Linked DNA regions of Homo sapiens: region 1 is linked to region 2. The links are chromatin loops, found by intact Hi-C in ENCODE. Cell type or tissue: Caco-2. All regions are shown on one strand. Links, peaks and the distances in the headings refer to the core of each region. The heading gives the core; the rest is flanking DNA.

The links. A loop is a pair of places that touch in the nucleus more often than their neighbours do. Peaks named below come from ENCODE experiments on the same cell type or tissue, not always from the same donor. Only the 100,000 strongest peaks of a DNase experiment are listed, where the experiment ranks them.
Region 1: a loop joins it to region 2, with 2.1 times the contacts of the local background. A loop is called at or near these places in 3 of 110 quality-filtered maps.

The regions. Positions count from the first base shown.
Region 1 is chr1:162,235,515-162,248,070 of GRCh38, forward strand. All of the region lies in intron 2 of NOS1AP (nitric oxide synthase 1 adaptor protein), which reads left to right. Among named protein-coding and RNA genes, the nearest start is that of MIR4654, 85 kb to the left of the region's middle. In Caco-2, for the core only: no CTCF peak of the experiment used is centred there; a DNase peak (open chromatin) is centred at 5,367.
Region 2 is chr1:162,185,059-162,197,614 of GRCh38, forward strand. All of the region lies in intron 2 of NOS1AP (nitric oxide synthase 1 adaptor protein), which reads left to right. Among named protein-coding and RNA genes, the nearest start is that of MIR4654, 34 kb to the left of the region's middle. In Caco-2, for the core only: no CTCF peak of the experiment used is centred there; DNase peaks (open chromatin) are centred at 6,563 and 7,113.

The DNA of each region.
Region 1 (12,556 bases), core at 1,535-9,534, 49 kb after region 2:
CTTGTCAAAGGCTCTTGCTGGTTTGTGTTTCAGGCTCTTGGAGCATGGTCAACAGTGCGGAAACATGCTGCATGGGGAGATCAAAGCTTCAGTGGCCAGAATGATGCAGTCACTACTCTGCTTAATTAAAACCAGGCCTGTGTACGTGGTTTTAATTAAGCAGAGTAGTGACTGCATCACTAGAGGCCAAGGGGCAGTTACAAGAAAGGTGATGGTGGTTAATTCCTGGCATTCCGTCTCTTGGTCCACATGGGGCCAGTGTTCAAGGAGCACTTGCCTGACTCACTGATGACATGAATATGTTTCATGCTCACATACATGCATCCATGTGTTTAGATCATTTGCTGATACTTGTCGCATCAGTTGGATAAATCAAAGAAATATAGAATCTGAGATCTAGAAGGCACATAGACATCATCTGGTTTCATTCATTGGAGATGAGAAACTGAGGCCAGGGGGATCCTCCAAGAGTTTGTTAGGAGCACAGTCTACATGTTAAGTGATATTTCATGTCACTTCCCCAGTCCCAGTTTAGAGTTGTATTGTAAATGACAAATATAGGTTAGTTAAATTCTCATTCATTCGTTCCACAGATGTTAACTGATCACCAGATTCTGTGTATCAGGGTCTTTGATTTCATTACTGATTTCCCATTCCTCTGGCTTCTTTCCACCTCAACTCCATAGTACAGTTCAGCTTTCCATTCCTATGCTAGTAGCTGTCCAACTTTCTAATACCAATCAGCAATTTTGAATATGTACAACTGTGCTACCATTTTCCTTGGTCACTAATAACAAAAACTACCATTATATTGAGCCCCTATGAACCTGTTAGATGCTTTACAGATACGATCTCACTTAATCCCCAGGAAAATATTTTTAGCTGACTTGCCCTTCACAACATACCATTCATATTTTCACAGCTGAAGGGCTGCAAGCTTGAGCAGTGTGTCCAGGGATACCCAGAGAGTAACTAGCGGACATGTCTTTCTACTCCCGTCCATCAGTCTGCCATTAAAGCACACCCTTTGCCCATATGTTACTTCTGTTAAGCCATGAGGAAGCAGGGCAAGTCATCCCTCTAGTCCCCTCTCTCCTCTTTCCATTTTTTGCTTTCTTGAACACTCCAGCCCCCCTTTCCCTCTTTTTCTTTGGTGGGGGATGGGGGGGCAGGTGTATTCCTGCATTCCTCAATTTGCCTTCCTTTCTGTTTCCCTTGGTTAGAAATGTTGTCTCTATAAATCGAAACCCATAGTTCACAGGCCAGTCCATGTATTGCAGAAGAGTCTGGCTGGTTTCAGGCTTCCTGGTCTGCATGCAGGCTGTACTTCCTCACTGACCTGTCTTCACCCTCCTTCTTAGGCATCAGAGGAGCCTCTCCTAGCTAAATTGCTAGTTACTTGAGAAGGAAAATGTTTCATCTTGATGGTAGCATATTATTCAGAGCCCTGGATAACCCCCAGCTCTCCTGGAAACACAATACGTGTATGTTTGATGGAATTTATCTTGATGATTGGTGAGAGGGTGGTGATTTAAACCAGCTCGTTTCCCGTTTACCACTGAGGCCAGCTCACCTTTGCTGGAGAGGGTTCTTGACTCTTTCTTTGTAGCAGGAACTCCCAAGTTAATCAAGTCTTTTCAAGAGCTTCAGGCTGAAAGTCAAGATCCCTCAGGTTAGACCCAATGTTGAAATTTTAACTGGGCAAATTCTCATTAGAGACAAAGGGCCAAAGACTGTGCTGGTGGAATCTAATGTCTTTTAATGTTGACTTCAATCCAGTAAAGCCCTTGTTAAGCCATTTAACTGTAAAATTGGGCCTTGGGAAGGCAGGACACCCTCTGAAATTAGAGGTCAGGAGATTTGAATTTGATTTCCAGCCCTCTGCCAGTCAGTCAGCCACTCACTCTCAAGCCTTAGGCTAGTCACTTTCTGTCTGTTTCTCAATTTTCCACAGGGATTTTTGTGGGCATTAAGGCCCACTGGGAAATGATCCCCTTTTCAGCTCAGTGCCTGGTTTGTTAAGGATACTGGTCAATCTGGACTTTAACACACCTATGATTTTGGATTAACTCTATTACCTCTGCCAGAAATTAACACAGAAAATTGACAGTTGATTGACAAGAAGGAGAATCAGTTTTAAAGAATTAAAATATAACTGAGTCCTTTATTACTTAAAGAATATTCAACTCAAGTGGACACAGATCACCCATTCTAACTTCATCAGCTATAGCACTTAAAGGAGGCAGGCTTTGCGGGGACAGTGTTAGCTATGTACTTTGAAAAAGTCGTGTGCTCTACAAATAAAAAGCTACTTTTGTTGTTACTTTTGGTCCCCAGTAGAAATGGAAGTCATTTTCAGAGAGCATGGGAGACACATGAGTCCTTTGCTGTCCTCTTGTCTGCCTCTGAGGGTGAAATGAGAGGAGTGTGAAGCACTTTGGGGTGTGGCCAGGCACACAGCTAGGCTCGATGCAGAGCTGCTGTCGTGGTGGTGTGGCCCCAGTCATCATGAGCCACATCTGACAGGATTAATCACATTTCATATGCAAGCATGCTCTCTGCTTGACCGTGCTGTTGTTTTTAATGAGAGCATCATTTACAGTATGGTGCAGTGCTTTAACCTGATAGCCCTGCCTAATTTTGTTCTGTGTAACAATGTGTGGACTTGAATAGGAGGCAGGGTTGGGGGAGAAGGAGGGAGAATGGACGTATGAATAAGAGAAAGGTGTCTCTTCCTTTGGAGCATGGATGGGTTCCAGTCCCCACTAACCCCCTCAGCTGGGTATTTTTGTGCGGGTCACAGCCTGTGCTACATTAAGCATCAGCCCTGGTTGGGGATAGAGTCTACAGGGGAAGGGTTAGGGCTTCATCAAAGAAGCAGCTCTCTTAAGTGACCTCCACTTAACTTACCTGCTAGTCTCCATTCCTTCTGTAAAACATACTACCGGCAACTGCTGCTACGTGTTTTTGTTATTGTTGTCTTATGTGCCACCATAATTTTTTTCCCTCCATTAGGGCTGAATGCATACCAAGAGCCAATTGTGTGAATTCCTAAACTTGTTTGCACCAGTTATATTTGTTGTTGTAATTGAATAATTTAATTATTACATAAATGAAATATGAGTGAGAAAAAATAGATGGCTAACATTCACTGAGTACTTACTGTGTGTTAGGTACTCTTCTAAGTATCTGACATCTCATCTCTTATAGTTGCTGCGTATATAAAAGTAGAATGTTTTGAAAAAAATGATAACAGTGAATTGTTACAGAAGTCACCAATGGATTAGTTATGAAGAAGACAGCATAAAAAAGTTGGAGGGAAAGTAAAAATCTTAGAAGGATCCTGCACCCATGTTACTCAGCAAATGTCTCTAAGTTCTTAATCCACTTGGAAGAAAGCAAAATTAGAAATCAGAGTCAATATATTGTGTTATTTATGTAAGGAAGAGTTTGGTAAGTTAATCTGTAGACCTATTCCTAGAGGAAAGACCTCCAATCTACATTACAATATTAGTGAATAAACATACATTTATATATCTTATATTAAAATAAAATGTTTAAGGTATGCACATACTGTTTTCTATGGTTCTTTGCCTTAACATCTGTTTTGAGTAATAGACCAACTTTTACTGGTTATGATTGTGTTTATAAGAAGTCTTTTACTGTAAGAAGATTAGTGAAGACAAATCAGATATGGGCTCCACATGGCCCCAGCTGATGTGGGCAGGTGCCTCTAGGAGAGCCGAGGAAGCTCATCTAAGGAACGTGTCTAGGAAGTAGCCATTGTGATCTACAGATCATATTCTCTTATTGCAAGTTCCTATTTTACCAGTTATTGGGTGAATTCCTAAAATTCAGTGGACTGCATCAACCAAGGTTTTGGAGCCCTATTTTGAGTATAATGCAATTTGACATATTATAATGACACTGCCCTTTGGTGCCTGTCACCAAAAGGATTCCTTTGTTGTTCCAATGGTCAGATCCTGTGAAGACTGAGAGTGAATATGTATTTGCACACATACTCACACAGATCAACACACGTGCTTATATTCAGTTAAGCAAATATTCAGCAAGCCTGCTGTATGCCAAGTGCTGGGCTGTGAGTCATAAGCCCCCAAGAGATTGCCTGATATGATTATTGCCCCTAAGTAACCTGGGGATGTACCTGGAGGAGTCACATATCACCAGCTAAGACAGATGGGCTAACAGAGGCCACTGTGAAGGACAAGAGGAGTGGGAGAGAACCCCAGTAGGAAAAGCAGCATAAACAAGTAGGGTGATGTTGCAAAGGGATTGTACAACTCAATGAGTATAATGACTTCGAGAATAATTTACTTTCAGATTACTTTTACTTAGGTTTGTCTGATTTTATGCTCAAAATAATTCCAGGAAGTAAAAAGGCCTGTATATTGCCAACTAATACTTGGGGACACAGATGTAGAGGGAAGGTGACTTGCTTCAGTAATGTGGCATCAGAGCTCCCTCCAGGCTTCCCAGTGCCTGGATTGGTGCTCCTGCCACCAGATGGCAGCTTCCTGGCACATTTACCCACCTGCCACGCTAGAGACACTCATTGAAACCCATTCCTTAACTGCTCAGATGAGATTACCTTATTGCCTTATGGTCTGTCCTTCTCAATAAGCCACAACAACTGCCAGCTGACTGAACAGAGGGGCCTCACTGACTTCCATGATTGGCTCAAGTCCCATTCCTGCTGCACTGTGTGGCCAGTGTGTGTGTGTGTGTGTGTGTGTGTGTGTGTGTGTGTGTTGAGGCATGCCTGCTCACCTGGCACGTGGATTGGGATTCCTGCCTTCTGGCCCTATGGGCAGTACCTCAGAACAGCCTCTTCATTCAGTGCCTTCTGAACGGTTCAGGGAAATATTTTTGGCTTATACATTCTGCCCAAGCCCAGGCAAGCTCAGCAGGGCCCCAGAATAGCACTTTGCCTTTTACTAGAGAAGGTTGCATTTGCAGAGGTACCATTAACCACCTGGATAAGGGCTCTTACAGCACAGCATGCTTTCTAGCGGGAGCCTGAATCACACTGTCTATATGAATTGAAGTCTCACTCACTGTTCTCCCAACTCAAAACAAAAACTACAAACGTGGAGTAAAGATAAAACATCAGCGTGTTATTTGGCAGCTTTTTGTTTGCACAGGTACACTGTGGAATGTATAAACAACCCCAAGGGAAAGATACAAGGCACATGGTCATTTCTTCATGGTCCATTCATGTATTCAACAAATATTTACTGAGCACCTATTTGGTGCTGGGTGATATACTAAGTATTGGGGATTTCACCTGGAGCAATTATGGCCCTGCCCTTGCAGAGTTCACAGTCTGATGGCGGGATACAGACGTGTCAAGGGATGGTCACAGTGGAGTAGGATAAATGCCATGAGTGCACACTGGAAGCAGGGCAGTGTGCAGTTATGTGGGGTGTGGCTGTTCAAGGGCTGTTGGCTGAAAGGATGAGTAGAGGCTGAAATCCAGCCTATCCTCTACTTCTCAAGACATGTACTGGCTAGAGGCAGGGGAGCCTTTTTGTAACTCACAGAAAGGCTCACAGGGACCAGCAGTGACCCTGATTGGAAAGGCACCTACTCTGGATTTAGCATGGAAGGGAAAGCTTCTTGGAAGGAAACATTTCAATTGAGACTTGAAAGATGACCAAGAATTAGCCAGACAAGGGAAGCAGAGGAGAGGTGGGAAAGAGCATTCTAGGTAGAACCATAATCACCAACACTGAAGATAATGCTTAGCATGTGCCAGGCGCAGAGCTGAGTGCTTTAAAAGATTAATACTTTTAAGAGGAAGTTGCATACGGAACAGCATGGAAGGGCAAGAAAACCTGGCACTTTTGGGAAACTGAAGTGAGTTCATTTTGGGAAGAGCATGGAGTTCAGAGGAGAGAGAGATCGTGAAGACTGGAGTGATGATAATAGCTAGTTAAAATTACTTCACACTTGCTCTATGCTGGGCAACCTTCTGAGTGCTCAGTACATATTGACCCATTTAATCCCCATGACTGTATGAGGTAGATACTATTATTATCCTCATTTTACAGATGAAAATGAGGCTGGGAAGGATTAAGTAACTTGACCTGGGCTACACTGCACAATGTGGGAGAGAGAATCTGCACTCCCCCTGACTGCAGAGTCCAGGCTCTTAATTCCCACACTGCCTCTACGGGAAGAACTCAAGATGAAAATAGGTCTCCAAGGATTGACTCAGCAGAGGAGAAAAGGGAAGGCATTCCAGATGAGGTGACAGATGTCAACATCAACAAAGCAGATTCACACTGAAACTCTGTGAACAAGGAGAGGCTGGCTGCATGGTGCCATCTCTAGTCTTACTTTTTCAGCAACCCTGGGAAAATGAAAATCCTTCCTCCTAAATCATCTCATTCATCTCTAACCACAATCCCATGAAAGTTGAATGTCATATCTCCACTGTAACAATGAAAGAAAACAAAGCTTGGGGACAGTAAATGACTTTTCTCTCAAAAAATAGATCTAGAAGTTTCCTTATTCAGGAAGTTCATTTGTTCTTTTTACCTTCCTTCCTTCATTCATCATCTATTTATTGAACATCTACAATGTGTCAGACACTCAACTAGGCTTGAGAGAGTAAGGAACAGAGTATATTCCCTGACCTCAAGTGAATAGGGTTTTAAGTGATGACAGGTCAGTGTGGGTTTTTAAAACATGTCTGCAAATTCTTTGAGACTCATCTCATTGAAAGATGGAGTTTGTGACTACTCTTGAATCTTGGTTTACCTTCATGATTTGCATGCAGCCAACAGAATGCAGTGGAAGTATGCAGCTTCTGAGGCTAGGTCCAAAAAAATGGCCAGTCAACTATTCCTCACTATGAGGAACACTAGCTGCCAAGAAAGAAGTCCAACTAGCCTGACATAGCCATGCTGGAGAGGCCACGTGTAGGCACTCTGGTGACAGCTCCAGCTGAGCTCCCAGTTGATGGCCAGCATCATCTGTCAGCTGTGGATTGAGCCATCTTGGACGTCCAGACCCATCAAAATTTCAGATGCAGCCCTAGCCAACATCTTACTGTAACTGCACGCAAAACCCCAAGCAAGAACTGCCCAGCCAAGTCTCTTCCACATTCCTGACCCACAAGAGTCTGAGTAAAAAACAATGGTGGTTGTATTACAGATGTAATTTGTTATATAGAAATGATAGCTCTAATCATCAGCCTCCAAGAATTGAAGAAAGCAGCAACTCAGGGGATCCACTAGAGATAGGGCTCAAATCACTAGAGAAGAAATTGCTAGTCTTCAGCAGTGAGCATAAAACCTTCAGCTATCTCCTAGATTTTATTGCAAATTGGTCTTCGGGAAGGAGGGGCGCGGGCAAAAGTAGAGGAGAAAAAGTGAAAATGAGCATTATTTAATAGAGGAGTTTATTTTGCATGTTGCTTTCGGTTTGAGCTCCTCCCCTATATACGCATACCCATGTATACATACACCCACAGACAGCAGGCAGTGCAGGAGCCTGATTAAACAAGGAGTTATGATTGTCCCTAAGGGAGCCTACTGTTCTCAGTCTTCAAGCTGGTAATGAGTAGTGCTATCTGCTTCTGCTTTAGGAGTGATATCCTGATTGAAGTCTGCATTGACTTTAATTCAGGTGTGTCTGTTGAAAGGTTATTGTAGCCGAGAGGGGACAAGGGGGTGTTAGATGTGTAATGGCGGCAGCTGGAAGAGGAAAGCATGCTTCTCAAGGTCCCATCAAGCACTGGCTAGATGAGAGAGAAGCAGGTGAGGAAGGCAATGATGAGGGGCAATGGGCATGGGCTCCTGCATAAAGAGCAGTACCTCTCAGAGACCAGGGTATTCACTTCCTACATTCTGTGTCCTCGCTTTCCCTCTTTGCTGTGAATATGCATGGAAGAAAAAAAACAAGGAAGAGAGATGATGGTGATTAGTAATGTGTTTCAACTATGGCCCTGACCTTATCGGAAAAGAGACAGAGAAGAGTGTAAGGTCTCCTTTCAAATCGGTCTGCCTCTTTGAAGAGCAAATCTCTTCCCCATCTCCAAGGGCTGGCCTTGCTCTCTTCTTAACCCATCAATTATGGTGGAAGTCATATGATTTCACCAGAAATATCTACAGGCAGCTCTTGGGGTTAATTCTGAGAGGTTCCAGGTAAATATTCTTCCTTAATTAATGTTTCTAATTTTTAGTCAGTTTGAAATTAAAGAACTTTACCCATGGGCCATCTGAGATGTTGGCTGTCTGTTCATTCTTGCAGGGACCCACAGGACCATTTTTCAACCTCATTTAACCTGCAAAACAGCTGTTGTAAGAATTGTTGGAGGACCGTCTTCCCCTCAAAGGGGGTGTGAGTGGCAGGAACTGATTAGGATTCAGCGTTGGTATTGCCTGTGGCCTGTCATTTGAGGGAGTGAGTCCCAGGTTCCCACTACAAGGTGACTTACCTCCTATCAGAGCTCCGTCTGGATTTTCAAAGACACCATATCATTGGCACAGACTCATTTATAAGTTGGAGACTGGCTCAATGAGGTGTATCGGGCCTTAAAGTATTTTTACCTGCTCTGCTGTGAAACTCAAATTTTACATGTTTATATCCCTGAAGTTGAGTGAGTAGGCATGGGATGGAGGAGAGAAGGATCCAGACTGGTGGGGCAGGGTCTATTTAGGGAGTAACTAGATCCCAAGATTCTGCTTGACAGGTGCTGGGAACCTGTCTCCCCTCTCAGTTGAGGCAAGGTTCCTGCTGGGGTCAGCAGTTGATTTTCATTCTCTTTGAGACACATTCTCAAGGACTGTTCTCTTAAACCAACCTTTGTTACCATCTTGTTGAATTTAAGTATGGAACCTAAGGACATTTTCAGGACTGCTCCAAGTTCTATGTGGTTTTGAATAAATAGCTATATTTATTTGCTACTAGAGGAGAACTTAGAGATAATTTAGGTTAGCTTCTGCATTTTACAGATGAAGAATTTAGTGCTTTGAGAGATTAAGTGTTTTCCTGAGGTTATACAACTAGTTAGTGACCGAGCTAGGAATAGAACCCAGGTCTCCTGGCTCTCAAATCTGTATTATTTCTATTATACTATATTGCTTTATCTAAAGGAGTACCTGTAAATTGATTTAAAGCAGAGTTTCCAGATAATTCTTCGTTGTGGGGGACATTGTATGACGTTTAGCAGCATCTCTGGCCTCTACCCATTGGGTGCCAGTAGCAACCATTTCTACTGTCCAGTTGTGACAAACAAAAATTTTTTTAGATATGGCCAAGTATTGCATGGGGATAAAATTGCTCCTAGTTGAGCTAACGATTCAAAGTTAGTGCATCTTTAGAGAAGAAATGGGCTTATGTTAACTCCTCCTGGGCATGCATGAGTATACATGCATTTGAGTAACAAGGATATGAGAAGATCTACTTCCTAACTATGGCTATATAGGGTGATGGGAGCTTGAGGGAAGACCATAGCTGCCTCCTCTTTTATTTAAATGCTGAGATTGTGTGCTACCATGTAGAGGAGGAGGGGACAAGGATAGGGCGAGGAAAGAGAGGAAACTAGTAGGATATTTTGTTTTTAATTTGGGGAAGGCAATTGCTGTGAACATTCCTGCCTAAGGACTTGTATTCAGAAGATAAAGAACTTAAAAAAATTAATAAGAAAACAACCCAATTTTAAAAACTGGGCAAAAGCTTTGAACAGATACTTCACCAAAGAAGACATAAAGATGGCAGATATGCATATGAACAGATGCTGAGCATCATTAGTCTTAAGGAAAATGCAAATTAAAACCATAAGGAGGAACCTCTGCATAACTAAGAATGATGAAAAATGTAAAAGACTGACCATGTCAAATGTTGATGAAGATGTCAGGGAACTGGAACTCTCACATAATGCTGGTGGGAATGCAAAATGGTACAGCCAGTTGGAAGACAGTTTGGTAATGTCTTAAAATGTTAAACATACACCTACCATATGATCCAACCATTCTACTTCTAGGTATTTACCCAAGAGAAATGAAAGCATATGTCTGTGAAAGCAAATGCAAGCGCTTGTACATGAACCTTCATAGCAGCTTTAGCTGTAGTAGGCAAAACTGGAAACAACCCAGATGTCCATCAGCAATTGCTTTTTAGACATTATTTTGTGAATGAGACATTTTACAATCCTGTCAGCTAATCAAGTTTGGTAGAGAAAAGGATCAGAACGAGAACATCTGTTTATGCCAGAATACTGGCTTGATTTCTGGGTGTGTCAGAATGTCTTTAAGTATTCTCTTTTGGCATCTGGATTTGGCAATGGAGTTGGTAATCTTCTGTAAGTCCCAGGTGGGCTATTTTAATGATGATAGCTTATGATGGATTAACGTTTACGTTTTTCCTTAAAAGAACACATCTGGCTCCAACTGCTAGCTCCTTTAAAGCATTTTATTAATACCAACGTTAACACATTTGAGGGGTCAAGGTGTCATTGGTTACTATTGACCTCTCTCCTAAAGATGGCAGGCCAGGTGCCCTTAGGGCTACAATTCTATCGAAAGAGTAAAAAATGGGAACCAAGAAAAGAAAACGTTTCAAGGGAGGGTAGAGTGATCAACTCCTGCCCCAGAGGTAACTTAGACCTTCTGTGATGTATGTGGGTTGGTTGAGACTTGTTGTAGAATCCATTTTTTATTTAATCCTTTTTTTTAAATCTCCTAGTATGTGTTGAATATTGAGATACACACAGGAAATAAGATATGGCCCAGTCCTGTCTTTAAACATCTTATAGTCCAGTGAAGAGAAAGACAATGTGCAGGGACAGTACAGAGTGATGAACAACATGGTGGATGTGGCCATTGGATGCTGCCAGCAGAGCATGCAGGCTAGATCCTTAATGAAGAGTGAGGTAGGAGTTGGTCAGGAATCACTTGAGTGTTCCTCCTAAATGTCTTAGCTTGGTGCTGGCTGTTATGGTGTGAGTGCTTAAAATTACTAGGAAAACATATAATTCTTGCTCTCCAGGAGATTTTAATCTAGTTAAGGAGATGAGATTAATACACATAGGATTAAGATGACCATGAGTTGATAGTAGTATAATATATTAGAAATAATACTGTACAGAAATAGTAATTCTGGCCTGGGATCTGCTCCTACTTGACTCTGTAACCCTGGGAAAGTCATTTACTGGGTCTCTTGGCCTCAGTTTTTTAAACTCTAAAATGAGAAGCCTAGATAACAGTATATGATATGTGGGGTCCCTTCTAGCTCCCCAATCTGTGCTGTGGGGGTGTTGATGGGAGACCTGGACAGGAATGGGTATGGCCAGTTTGTCCTCGCTAGAGAGATTTGCCTCAAGGAAGCAGAGAAGTTGTTGTTGAGAAGAAATAAAATCCATTATAAGGTTGGGTAAAACTGTAGGAATCAGGGATTTTTAAATTTTGGAAGTCATTTTGTGGGAATCATATTTAAAGCTAAAACTGAGTACAAATCTCATCTTCCTGGGATCAAGGACGTTAGATCACTGGGTGCTTTTCTTCAGTAATCCCTTTTGATTGTCTGGCTTTGAATTGGTCCTGGGTTTCTGATGGTTATTAATAGAAACCTGTATATATAGAGTGAGAACTCTTAGCATGTTTTTTGTTGTCTTGGTTCCTTCCCTCTTGGCATGCAGAATTAACCAGTGTCACCAATCCCATGATTGGAAAGGCATTTTCTCCCCTTGCCTCTTTCTCTCGTAATTCCTTCTATCTGATCCCTCAGGAAAGATGCTCTGATCTAAGAGTATCCCAACAATGCACAGCAGTGTTATTTGAAAGAAAAACATAAATAAGGAACTTTTGCAGAACCAGAGGGAAGGAACTGCATTCTCTTTTCTCTGCCATATCCGGTAGCACCTGAATGCCTCCTTTGTCTGATTCCCAGAGTTCCCAGGGTTGAGTAACCTTTCCTGGAGCACTGTAGGCCCCACCTGGCAACTTTGTGAGTGCTTATTTTGCAAGATGAGTTCAAAGTTTATGTTGTCTTTATAAAGGGTCTGAAAGATATGGAAGAGACTTTTTGGACTGGGGTAATAGCAATATAATTTCTACACTTGTTTCTGTTTCCAGACTCCAGAGCTTTCAGAACTCCCATTTCTACATGTATCAGGCTTGAAAACTTACCTATGAAAATAATTTTTGTCCCGTCCCCCCCACATTGTCCTCCTTCCATACCTACTGTGCCAGAGAGCCTTTCCTACAGCTTCAGCATCTTATTCCCTATTGAAATGTAACTTGCCAACACTACTTTGGGAAGACAGGTCTAATTGTCAGACTTGATTCCTGCACATGATCTGATGGCCTTCATGAGAAAGAAGGCTGTGAGGACATATATTCTATGTTATCCACAATTTCAAGGTCACAGTAATTGGTTGGATGCCAACTTTTCAAACAGAGCTGGATGACACAAAAGGATTTACTATGGTTCTGCCTGGAATAATTAAAATCAAAAGCTGGTCGTGTGTGGTGGCTCACACCTGTAATCCCAGCACCTTGGGAGGCTGAGTTGGGAGGATCGCTTGAGG
Region 2 (12,556 bases), core at 3,158-11,157:
GCTGGTATTCCCCAGCTCGTGGCCCCATCCTGTATCTTCAAAGCCAGCATTATTGCATCTCTCTGACCATTCTTCCATAGATATATCTCTTCTATCTTCCTCTTCCACTTTTGAGGACTCTTGTGATTACATTGTACCAGTGGCTGATCCAGGATAATCTCTCCATCTGCAGGGCCTTAATTTAATCACACCTGCCAAGTACCTTTTGCCATGTAAAGTAACATGTTCACTGTTCTGGGGATTAGTGTGTAGACATCTTTGGGGAGGATGCAGCTTGTAATACTGACTGTCTGTATTTGGTGACATTAGTTGTGAGCTCATGTTTCATTCTGTGGTAACATAATTCCGCCCTACTTCCTAGAATCAGTGGCCATACAGATTACGTTTGCCTTTTGGTCAATAATCTGATGCCTTGAAGAACTCAAGTCTTGATGGGGGTTATCTGAACAGCCAGTTATGCAAAGGACTGGAATGTGAGGAGACTGCTGAGTCAGCAGCTGTGTCCTCAAAGCTGGGCTCTCCTATTAACTTGCCATGTGCATTAGGACAGATTGCATAGGCTTCTACCTCTGATATTCCGTAGGAATGAGCATTCTCACCTACTGTCTAGGGTTGCTATAATCACTTATAGGATAGTAATGCAGTTTCTAAAGTTGCATTTTTACATATGTACTTACAATATTAAAGCCAAATATAATAATGAGGAATGTTATTATAATATTTGGAATGAGGATTTGTGGTGGAGGAAAAACAAAACCCTATGCATGCAAATTCCAGAAAGAAAGGATGTATGCACTCTCCCTCCTCTGGAATCATATTTTAATTCTGAATCCTTGTCACATAAGGAGTTACTGAGGTTCTGAGATTATTCTCAAACTTTAGGAGGAGGTCCTAGAAGGGGCTAAGCCTGATAAGATGCTGCCTGGAGGTTAGAAAAGCAAAGTCTTCCTTCTCCTCCTCCTTCGTAGTTGCTTTGCTTAACTTTTGTTTACTTATATATTTTTTGTAAATGTTAAAATAACACTTGTAATTATGGCATCAAGATGGGGTATTCCTGGTGTGATGGATCTATATTCAGCACCATTTATTTAAGACCTTAAGAAACACTCAGTGAAGCAACATTCTGGTTGGCACCACGTTATAATGCATGTCACTGGCAGAAATCCTAATGTCATTGCATTTGGTTCTGGAATGTTGTGATCATCCCACAGATGGGTGTTTAACCCTGTGAGATGTTTCCACAGTGCATTTAATTATTGTTAAACAGTAATTTCTGTTTTTTTTAATGTAAAGCCTGACTCATATATATTGTATAAAGTGTTTTGAAAAGATGAAGAAAAAAAACAAAACAAAACAAAACAAAAAAAAACAAAAAAACCCCAGCTCTCTCCCACTGGCCAGAAATAGCTACTATTAAGTATTTTGGTACACATCTTCTTCGGGTGGACTGAGTGTGTCTCCCCCAAATTCATACGTTGAAACTCTAACCCCCAATGGGATGATATCAAGAGGTGGTAATTAGACTTGGATTAGGTCATGAGGGTGGGGCCCTCATGATGGGATTAGTGTCCTTAGAAGAAGTGAAAGAGAGTCAAGTTCACTCTCTTGGCTGTGTGAGGACACAGTGAGAAGACTGCCATTTGCAAACCAAGAAGCAGGCCCTCACCAGACACTGGATCTGTTTGTTGACACCTTGATTTTGGATGTTCCAGCCTCCAGAACTTGAGAAGTAAATGTTTGTTGTTTAAGCCATTAGTTTATGACACTTTCGTTATAGCAACCCGAGCAGACTGACACTGTTTCAGATTTTCAGATTGTAATTGTTGCAAAAATGGAATGCTTTTAACAAAAATGAAATGTTATGCATAAAGGTTTTTTTGTTGTTGGTTTTGTTGTTGTTGTTGTTATTTATTTGTTTGTTTTTTTGAGACAGGGTCTCACTTTGTCACCCAGGCTGTAGTGGAGTGACCTGATCTCGGCTCACTACAGACTTGACCTCCTAGGCTCAAGTGATCCTCCCACCTCAGCCCCCGAAGTAGCTGGGACTATAGGCCGCACCATCACACCTGGCTAATTTTTTGTATTTTTTGTAAAGATGGGGTTTCGTCATGTTGCCCAGGCTGGTCTTGAACTCCTGAGCTCAAGTGATCCACCCGCCTAGGCCTCCCAAAGTGCTAGGATTACAGGCATGAGCCACCACATTCAGCCACCATGCATAAAGTTTTGTGATCTTCTTTATTCACTTAATAGTTTATATGATTACTTCACATCTTTAAATAATCCTTTACAACATTGTTTTTAATGGCTGAGTATAGTTACATTCTATTAATACATATATTTATTTAACCAGATCCCATTTTTTGACATTTAGCTTGTTTCTAGTTTCTCACAGCTGTCAACATCTTTGTAGTTACATCACAAAATCATTCAAAATTATTCCTTAAGAATAAATTTCTAAATAGAATTTTGCACCCAAGGGTATGGAGAATTCTAATGCTTTTGATACTTACATTGTCAAATTGACTCCTCCTGCCCTCCAGTATTATACCCTCTGAGTATGAGGATGTGTTGGGCTTTCTACCACCCTCTCCAGTGTGTAGAGGTGTTATAGACCTGTGAAAACGGCTGAGTAGAAGATGTTGGAGATAGTTCATGGAAATGTAGGTCAGTGACAATGAGGGGCTCAGGCAAATTCTTGAGCTGGATCAGAAGCAGAGTGACCTTGCAATTGTAGTCATGTTCAGAGCCATGAACATTTGCCTGCTGTCCTGATTAAAAATTTCCTGTGTCTATGATGCCATGTGATGTGCTGGGCAGATGCCAGACTGTTTCCTGCTTGATTCAGCTACATTCATGAGACCATGTAGCAATCAGAAATAAGAGAGCATTTTGAGGAGTTCTGAGGGCCAAGTAAAATGTGGTGGTATAACATATTCTTGTCATTATCCCTGGCTTGCCATCTTACTGTGAAGAAGCCCCTTCCTAGCAAGGAAAACTAGCAGCAGCCCAAAGCCAAAACCAGTTTAATTACCCATTGACTGTTTTCCCATCTGCCTAGTAGGGAAAGTGGCTGGACTCTTGAAAACTGGGACCAATTCTCATGTTTAAGACTTTAACAAAACAGCCTCTGGTCAAATGGCATGCTGGAGTTTTTAGATGAAAGATGCTATTTTGTATAAGCAAATGGTGCCCTTTGCAATCGTTTTGTAAATTATCTGTGGCCTGCTGGAAAGCTACTCAGTATTCTGTTCCACAAACTTCTGCTTAATGAGATAATTCTTCTCTATATTTCTGTTGCTGGAATTGGGCTCACACACTGTCTCTTTATAGGCCATTTCCATAATGCTTGATTAATGCTCTGTTGTTAATATCTTATAAGACCTGGATCACTTGCTTTATTGAAATGGGATTTTTTAGACTGTAGGGGCAGCACTCTTGTTTGTGGGCTCTGATATATGCCACACAGCCTACAACTCGACTCTGGCAAATGTTGAAAGTGCCTAAATTTTTTCAACATTAGCACAAGAGGGCAATCTGGCTGGCTTCTGTCGAATCTTTGGAAAAAGTGACAGAGGTGCTTTGAATGTGGGCTGCATGTGTAGTGGTCTTATGTGCCTTCCTTGAAGTGCAGTGAGTTTTGTTGAATGATAACAGTGTAATAAATGTCTCTATTTTTATTTTCAAATGTTGAACAGTTGGTTAAGATTATTTTAGGCTGAGCACGGTGGCTCACGCCTGTAATCCCAGCACTTTCGGAGGCCGAGGCGGGCGGATCACGAGATCAGGAGTTCGAGACCAGCCTGGCCAACCTGGTCAGGAGTATTTTTAGAAACTCCATCTCTAAAAATACAAAAATTAGCTGGGCACAGTGGCCTGTAGTCCCAGCTACACAGGAGGCTGAGGCAGGAGAATCACTTGAACCCAAGAAGCGGAGGTTGCAGTGAGCCGAGATTGCACCACTGCACTCTAGCCTGGGCGACAGAGTGAGACTTCATCTTGAAAAAATAAATAAATAAATAAATAAAAAGATTATTTTAGTGTTTTTCATGTATATGAAGTTTGAATTTGCATTATAGTATATGTGTTATGATAGTTGTATCATGTCATTTTACCTTACAATAGGAGGTCTAAGAACAGTTTTTTATATGTTGAACATTTCAGCTCTTAATAACTACCCAGAAATTGTCACTTGAAAATGCCATTATAAAAAACCAAAATGTGTTCCTGTCTAGGCAGACTTCATCTATTTGAAACATGGAAAAAGTTTAAGGTGCTCATTTAGTTCTGCTAATTATTTATTGTAGAAAAAACTGGTATTTTTTGTTAGTAGTCTGTTAATTCTTACCTTAAGCAAACTGGTTTCCATAATTTGGATGGAAAAGAAAACACCTTTGCATACAGAATCAGATTTCTCCTACTCAAAGAATTGGACTGTGCTTGGTGTTTCAACAAATATTCATTTAATAGACAAATATTTGAGTATCAGTATCTGACAGAATGTTCTAGGCACTGGGAAACAGGTAAATAAGATAGGCGAGATCTCTCTTCTCATGGAACTTATGTTCAAATGGGAAAGTCTGGTTATAATACAAAGACACAGTAGACAGGGTAACATCAGAGAGTGGTCAGTTCTGTGAATAAAATAAAGAGAAAATAAAGAGAAAATTATTTTTATCTAAATAAAGAGGGTAATGTGACGGAGAGTGATTCTGGGGAAGGCCAGGTGGGGCTACTTTGAAAGTGTCTGGGAAGTCCTCTCTGAGGAGGGGTAATTTGAGTTAAAACCTGAATATTGCCAATGAGCCAGGCTTGCCAAGATCTGTTCATGGCGAGGGATCAGCAGGTACAAGATTGGGAGGCAGCAGTGAGCTGGGCCCCTCCCAGCAACAGAGGGATGGTTTGTGCTGAGTGAAGTGAGTGAGAGCACCCTCCAGTGAAGATGAAGAGGGGCCAGTCCCAGATCGTGGAGACCTTCTAGGGCATGGCTAGTGAGTTTCTCACCCTTTTGTAATCCAGGCCTGTGAATTGATGCCAAGTGAGATTTTGTGGAGCTTAACTTTTTGTAGTGGATATTACAAAAATAATGTAACTTTAACAGTCTCTGTCTTACCCTCCCTGCCCCTCTCTGGCCATGTTCACATAGAACGTGTTTCATCTCTGCTCCCCATGATAGCCCTTCAGATACTTGGCTCCGCCATCTCTCTAGGCTAAACATCTCTAGTTTTATCAGCTGTCCTTCCCTGCTTGAATGGGCTCTTCAACTTCAAGATTTCTTTCTTCTCTGAACACATTTTTTTTAAATTTTATTTTATTTTATTATTATTATACTCTAAGTTTTAGGGTACATGTGCACAATGTGCAGGTTAGTTACATATGTATACATGTTCTGAACACATTTTTTTAAACAATCTGATTTTATTTATTTTTAATTGACAAATAATGTGCATATTCATGGGGTATATAATGATATCTTAATACATAGAATATATAATGATCAGATCAGGATAATTAGCATATTCATAATCTCAAACATTTATCATTTCCTTGTGTTGGGAACATTCAGTGTCTTCCTTCTAGCTATCTGAAACTTTATATATTATTGTTAACTATAGTTATCCGGCAGTGGTGGAGAAGTCTGGGACTTAGTCCTCCTATGTAGCGTAATTTTGTATCCTTTGCCAAATCTCTCCCTATTACCCTCTTCCCCCTACCCTTCCCAGCCTCTAGGACCCGCTGTTCTGCTTTTTACTTTTATGAAATCAACTTTTTTTTAGCTTCCGTATGTGAGTGAGAACATGCAGTGTTTACCTTTCTGTCCCTTAATGTCTGAGAACCTCAGGAATTGGTCACATTCTGATGGTCTGAGGAGAGCAGTGGAAGAGGGATGAGATGCTAGGGTAACCATCATCAGGGTTTTTGAGGGCTGTGTCTTTTTCCAGAAGCAATGGCTCCCTATCGTGTTACTTTTCTAGAGTCCTGAATGGGCAGGGGCCCTGTGTGGGAGACTCTGTAAGCAGAATCTGACAGAGTTGTTCCCTGGTCCACCACCGTCTAACACCCCATGGCTAGACTTGCCCGTCCATATCAGCCTTATGTAAAGCAGCTCTTCTGTTGGCCTCACTTTGATTTTTCTCAGTGTGCCCCATACCACGGGCACTGTCCACACAGGAACATCAGATTGGAAAATATCCCTGAGTTCCCTAAGAGACAGGCACTACTCTGAGGATCTTCCTGCCCTGGCCCCACTTGCTTCTTTCCTGGGGTAGGGTTTCTTCCTAGCTTGCTTCTGACTGTTCTTTCCTGGGGGGGATCTTCCCTGCTTCGAAGTGTTTTCTGTGCACTATGGTGCAGGGGTTTGTGAGGGCAACTGTACAGCTTGTTTCTTTCTGTTTCCTCTCCACAACCCATAGATCTGAGATTATCAGGTTTTGCCCATGTGGAGGTACAATGGGAAGATCCTGTGTTCCCCCAGGACTCTTTAGCATGTCTTCTTTGATTTACTGAATTACTTGAGGGATCTGTGTTTGGGCTGGCAGAAGAAGATAAGGGATTCCAGAAATTCTTGCCGCGTTCTCCTAGATAGCTGGCTACATTCTCTTCCTCTTCCTCTTCCTCCCCCATTGATAAGGCCTGGGGGTAAGAGAGAGTCCAACTCAGATTGATCCTGTAGTTGACCTCTTTGTGTTTGTCACTCATTCTTGATCTTTCTAATGAAGAAAGTTGGCCCATTAATTTTAATTATGGTAATAATGTCATTGAAATCACACCATTCATTTAGCCTAGGTATTACCCTACTCATGTAGAATTAGATAATAAATGCCAAAGTGGTGATGTAGATCCTGGCCTGTGGTTGGTGCTGAGCTAGGGGGTTCTATTCTACTGCTACTCAGATAGGGAGTGGTTGTCCCCTGGAAGATAAGGGACTTGTCTGGGGTTTTTAATGCCAGTGTTTTTGGGCTCCCACCTCTGTGTCCTGGATTATTTGAATAGTCCAGACCAGTGATTCTGAAAATGTGATCCCCAGACCAGTAGTGTCAGGCTCACCTGGGAACTTGTTAGAAATGTGGAGTTTCAGGCCCCACCCAGCACCTGTGGAATATGAAACTCTGGGGGTGGGGCCCAGCAATCTGTGTTTGACAAGCCCTCCAGGTGATTCTGATGTGTGCTCAAGCTTGACAACTGCTGGTCTGAGCCATCAACCTGACTGCCGTTTTCCAGGGTTTTTTCAAGAAGTGTCTTAGACTCTAGTGTGAAAGTTGCTACTCTGCAGATTGTCCTGTTAAACTGGGAAAGGGCTCAGGAAAGTTCAAAAGGGATGATGTATGGGTTTTTGTGTTGGTGTGTAGCTGGTGGGGAGGAAGGCACTCTGAGTGTAGCATGAGGCCTGGTGCAGCAGGCCTGGTCACTGGGGACACTAGGTTCAGAACAAGGAATACAAGTGGCACTTGTGTTAGAGGAACCAGAAGAAGAAAGAGGCTTGAAGACTGGCTTTACCACCACAGAAAGGCTGTTGCCTGCCATGTGGTTTTGGGCAAGGCCACTTTTCCCTGGCCTGTGCCTCAGTGGGCACTGCCTCTTTGCTTAGATGTCTCAACTTTTCTGTTCTTCCACTGGCCAATCCCTTTGCTGATTTAAATATATGTAAATATAGATTTTTAAAATAATTTAATCTACCTGTAGTCAGGTTTACCAGCCTGGGCACCTTTCTGTTTTCCTCAGGTAATTTTGCACCTTTCTGTGTGGATCTGATATATGTTTTATTTTTCAGTTTAATGCTCAGGTCTCCTGAGCTTTTGCAGAGCAGAGCACATCCTCCCTTCCTTTATAGAGACTATGGGGGAGACTTAGCAAGGGATCTATTCTAGTCTTCTGATTTCAGCCAGACCCTCTATCTAACAGGCCACTTTGACCCCTGGTAAAAGTCAAGAGTGTGCCCATGTGCCAGGAACTGACAGCCTCTGCAGAAAAATTCCTGTGATGAGAGAACTCACTGTGTGCTTTTGCGAACACTCAGGATGTTGAAGGATAGTTACAATAGTTACAGATTTTTCTTAACTGTACTGAAAAGATGACTCTCAGGCTGCAAGAAACACTGAAATGCCTTAAGGAGTGATGCTGTGAAGTGGCTGGAAAGGAGCTAAAGCTGGAAGCCTGGGTTGTTTGATAATAATAGGAGCTCTAGATCCCCGAAGTGACAGGTTGTCTCTTCTGAATTATCTTAAGGCAGATTTCAGGGCTCTTCCAGGCTGAAGTGGAGGTAAGCTGAGGTGAAGGGAGATAAGATTCTGGGGCATTTTGTCCTGGAGCATGTCCCAGTCCCTGGGCATAAAGGGATAGACCCAGGGAACTCACAGCTGTTGGGTATGCAGGCTGTTGAAAAGGCTCTAAGAGATAAAGTGGGAATGGCCTGAGAGTTAGAAAGGGAGCTAGACAAGCAATCAGGTCTGAGTGGAGTAAGGAGAGGGTATTTAAGAATTTGTGCTGATGGATTATTTTTGCTTCCTTTTCGCCTTGACCATTTACTGAATGTTTGTCTATCTTGCTGAATAGCAGCCAAGAGACTCTAACTTCTCTTGGTTTCCATCTGTATTTAGTTGGATTGTCTGTTCCCTTCTCTTCTGACAATTCCCTGAAGAATGTCTCCTGATTTTAGAGGGGGCCAGGGAAAAGGGGCCCTTTTCAGAAATCAAGCTAGATCTTTCCTATTTCTTCCTGACCCTTTTTCTAAAGCCTGAGATCACTCTTTTCTCACCCCTTCCTCTCAGTATTAGGTTCTGCTGCTCTCTTTTCCATCTCTAGATGGGTGTTTCTTTACTTTTCTTTCTTTCTTTTTAATTAAGTGGTTACCTTTCTGTCTGAGCTATTGGCAGGGATTTGCCAGGAGATCCAAGGCAGAGCTGCCAGCTTACTGGAGTGTGACAGCTGCTGAGGCCTCCCGTCTCACAGGCTCTGCAGAGATCCAGGGCTGTCACTTCAACAAGTGTCAGATATACACACTCTGCTTGCAGAGCTCCCCATGCATAGCCTTAAATAAATATCCCAGATATATCTGCCCTGTTTCCCATCTCAGACTCCTCTTTTCGTCTCCATCTGGTTTTCAAACATGATTTCCCAACTTCCCAATTACCATCTCGCAAGACCCCTATATGTCCCCTCTCTTCTCTTCATCTCTCTGATAAAATAAGGAACCAAAACAGCCATTACTACTTTAATAGAGCAGAGAGTCTATTCCCTTGGCTGCGATGAGTTTGCAAGACTGCTCTGCCCAGTCTTGTTTGCAGAGAGCCTGGTTGGTCCATCTCTGTAGGTTGTGAGTTTGCGCTGGTTTGGGAACCCCTCTCTCTGGCTGAGGAAAGTCCTCCCCGTATTTAAGTACCCTTCAGTGCTGGCTGTGCCCTTTTTTGTGTTGAGACGTTTTCTCAAAGGGCACTGTGGTTTCTACTTTCCTGCTGGAAGTTCCATGTCTGTGCAAAAGTTTCCTGTAACCTTTCAAGGTTTGTACTCTGTTCCAGAGGGGCTCTTGGATATGAAAATGGTCTTTTTTTCTTAAATGATCTCACAGATGATCAAAAGGAGCACATAAAAGCTGTCCTGGGGATTTGGCAAGGTTGCCAGTGTTCTCTTTACCTTTGGTCTGGTATTTAGGTCTGAGACAGTGTCTCGCCAACAGCCCTTGCTTTCCTCGGGGGGTTGGGGCTGAGAGACACAGAAGGGGAGGCAAGAGGGGCGTATTAATTCCTCTAGGAAGTAGAACTTCATTTTTATTCTAGGAGAGCCATTTGAAATTGGGTTGGCACATTCAGTCCTGAAAAAGTGACCTTGCAGGAGCTAGAATTTTATATCCAGCATTATTTTGGAGGACCTGGCCAGCAGTATTTCCCCTGGATGTATTATTGCATTAACCCTATCCAGTCACTCCTATGAGGTTTGTCTGGACTAGGATTGCTTGTGCCTCATAGTAGAGGAAAAGCCAGAGATGATGTTCTCTGGACTCACGGAAGCCGCTTAGCAGTTCTGTGATTTTTGTAAAATCTGCTTTCTCTCTGGTGAAATGGGATAGGGGTAGTATAGAGGGTCTCTGAGGACTCAGTGACACAATATATAAAGTACTTAGTATAGTATCTAGCACATAGTAGATATTCAATAAATGGAAGCTGTCATCGTGAATAATCACATTGATAATTATTAATATTAATACCAAATTACTATTTCTCAGCATGAAGTTGGTACCCCATATTTACTGTCCCATAAGTACCTTGCTCTTACTCATTGCATTTATCACTCTGTCCTTTAATCACCATTGTACTTGCTTTCTCTCTACGAGGCCATACTCCTAGACCCTTGAAAACACTAGTAATGTCAGGTTTACCATTGCATCCCAGCATCTCCAGCACCTGGCATGGTACCTGGCACATATGACAGGCTCAGTATTTATGCATTAAATAAATACATGATCAAAATTCTCTAGCTGACTTTTTATTTTTTAAATTTGTTCCTCTTCTGCAATGCTCATCCTCTACTTCATGCAAACTGGGTACCCCTTTGTACACTCTTTCTGCTTCTCCAGTTACCATTACTGTTGCCGTGTCCTTTCCTTCATTCATGCCTGTCCTCTTGTCTTGAAATGACTTTCATCTTTTCTGTTACTATTTGACATCCTTTTTTTCACTTCTTGTGTTCTTTCTCTTCTATGACGCATACCCTAATCACTCCAGCCCATATTAATCTTGTTCATGAAATCTTGTTTCATGTATAGCCCGTAAGTCCTTGTTGTTCTTGGATTGAGTTTTATATTTCCAACCAGACTGTCAGCTTCTGGAGAGAAGTCATAATATCGTTGATTGTCCCTACCCATTATATGTCATGGTCTGGGGCCAGGTACATAATTGGCTCTAAATAAAAAGTAAGCCACTGTCAAAATGATTAAATAAATTAGACTATTGGACCAAAGGGGTAAAGGAGATGAAAAGGTTTTCGCTGATAGGACACAGTCTTTAGAGTTGGTTGTGTGAATGTGGGGGTTAAAGAACAGTTACCAGTGCCTCAGTGCTTTGTTAAGATTTGGGTTTTCTGTATCTATACACTCTCTTACCAGTTCTTGGTCTTGCCTTTCCCCCAGTCATGTTTGGAGGAAAATGTGGTAAAATGGAAATCTGTCAACTGCTTCTGGGTTGGAAGGCAACATACTTGATGACGATAAAGGAATTGGGAATGCCTAATGGTGACATTGGGGCTCACCATTTAGTGGGTTTTATTCACCAATGCTGTCTTCATTTCTTTGCTAGTTTGGTTGATACCACGCTCTTTCTGTATTAAGCTGTAATCTATTGATTCATACGTTTAACATTTTTGAGGCCAGATGTACAGCAGAGAACTCCGTATGTTGCGGGGATTTCAGAAGATGTGGTGTGCAGCACATAGTAGATGCTTTGTTAATGTTGGGAAGGATGCACACAAATATAAAACATGCCCTTCAGGAATGTGCAGTCTGCTCCAGGCTGCAGTGAAGTAGCAGGGTGAGGCTGGAATGAGTAGGGGCCAAAGGGCACCAGTTCTCAAGGGAGAGTCGTTGGGAAGCAGAAACAGGAAAGAGATGCTGGATGAGCTTCCCATTGCCACATGGACTGTGGAAGGCAGACTATAATAGAAATCAAAGTGCTTTGAAAAAATGCAGTGCAGTATTCTATTATAAATATTTAAATAATCATAAATTTTACAGATTGATATAGGGGTTGCTTGGGGGGAACAGACTGCCTGGCACTTGGCAGATGGTCAGTAAAACATTTATTGTGCGAACGAATCTAGAGTAGAGTAGGGCTGGAGGCCCCGCTATGGTTTTTGTCCCTCTTCTCTTTTTCATGCCCATTCCTTCTGCTGGTTCAGGCAGTAGCATTTCATTTTCCAGCTGTAACTAAATGAGAAATTACGAGGAGTGGTTCGAATAGAGTTTGTCGGTGGCTCTCCTTTTCTTCGCCCATTCCATTGTGAAGATGAGCCAGTAAGGCTCTGCATGGATATTTTCTGGCAAGGGCATCAAACACGTTTCTGAGGGCAGAGTCCATGTTGTTGAGTAATAATTAACTGCTAATGGCATTGTCTTGGGTGTTGCATAGTAAATAATCAAGAAATAGTCTCTTTTCAATGAGAGTTTGAAGGCCAATGCAAAGACCACACACGGGCAAGCCTGAAAGGTGCTGTTTTGACTAACCTTAATGGGAAACAAAGGGAAAATCTGGCTTGTTTTGTGTGGCCATGCTTAATTGCATGATGGTGTGTTTTTCCCTTGAATTTCCTCATGCCCCGTGGAGGGCACACGCATGATGGTGCTCTGCCGAGCCAGGATTATAGAACAGAGGTTCTTGGCAGCCGGGATGTACTGGCTGCTATGTTGTCTAGCGTGCTGGATCTTACTGGGAGCTTTCAGATCGGAGTCTCTGTGAAATGGAACAAGTGAACTGAGCCTAGTCTGTTCCTAAAAATAAGTCTCTAAGAAGCAAGTGAAGTGCTTTTCAGTGGGAAGCCTGTGGAGAAAGAGCCTGGAACACAGTCTGGAAGT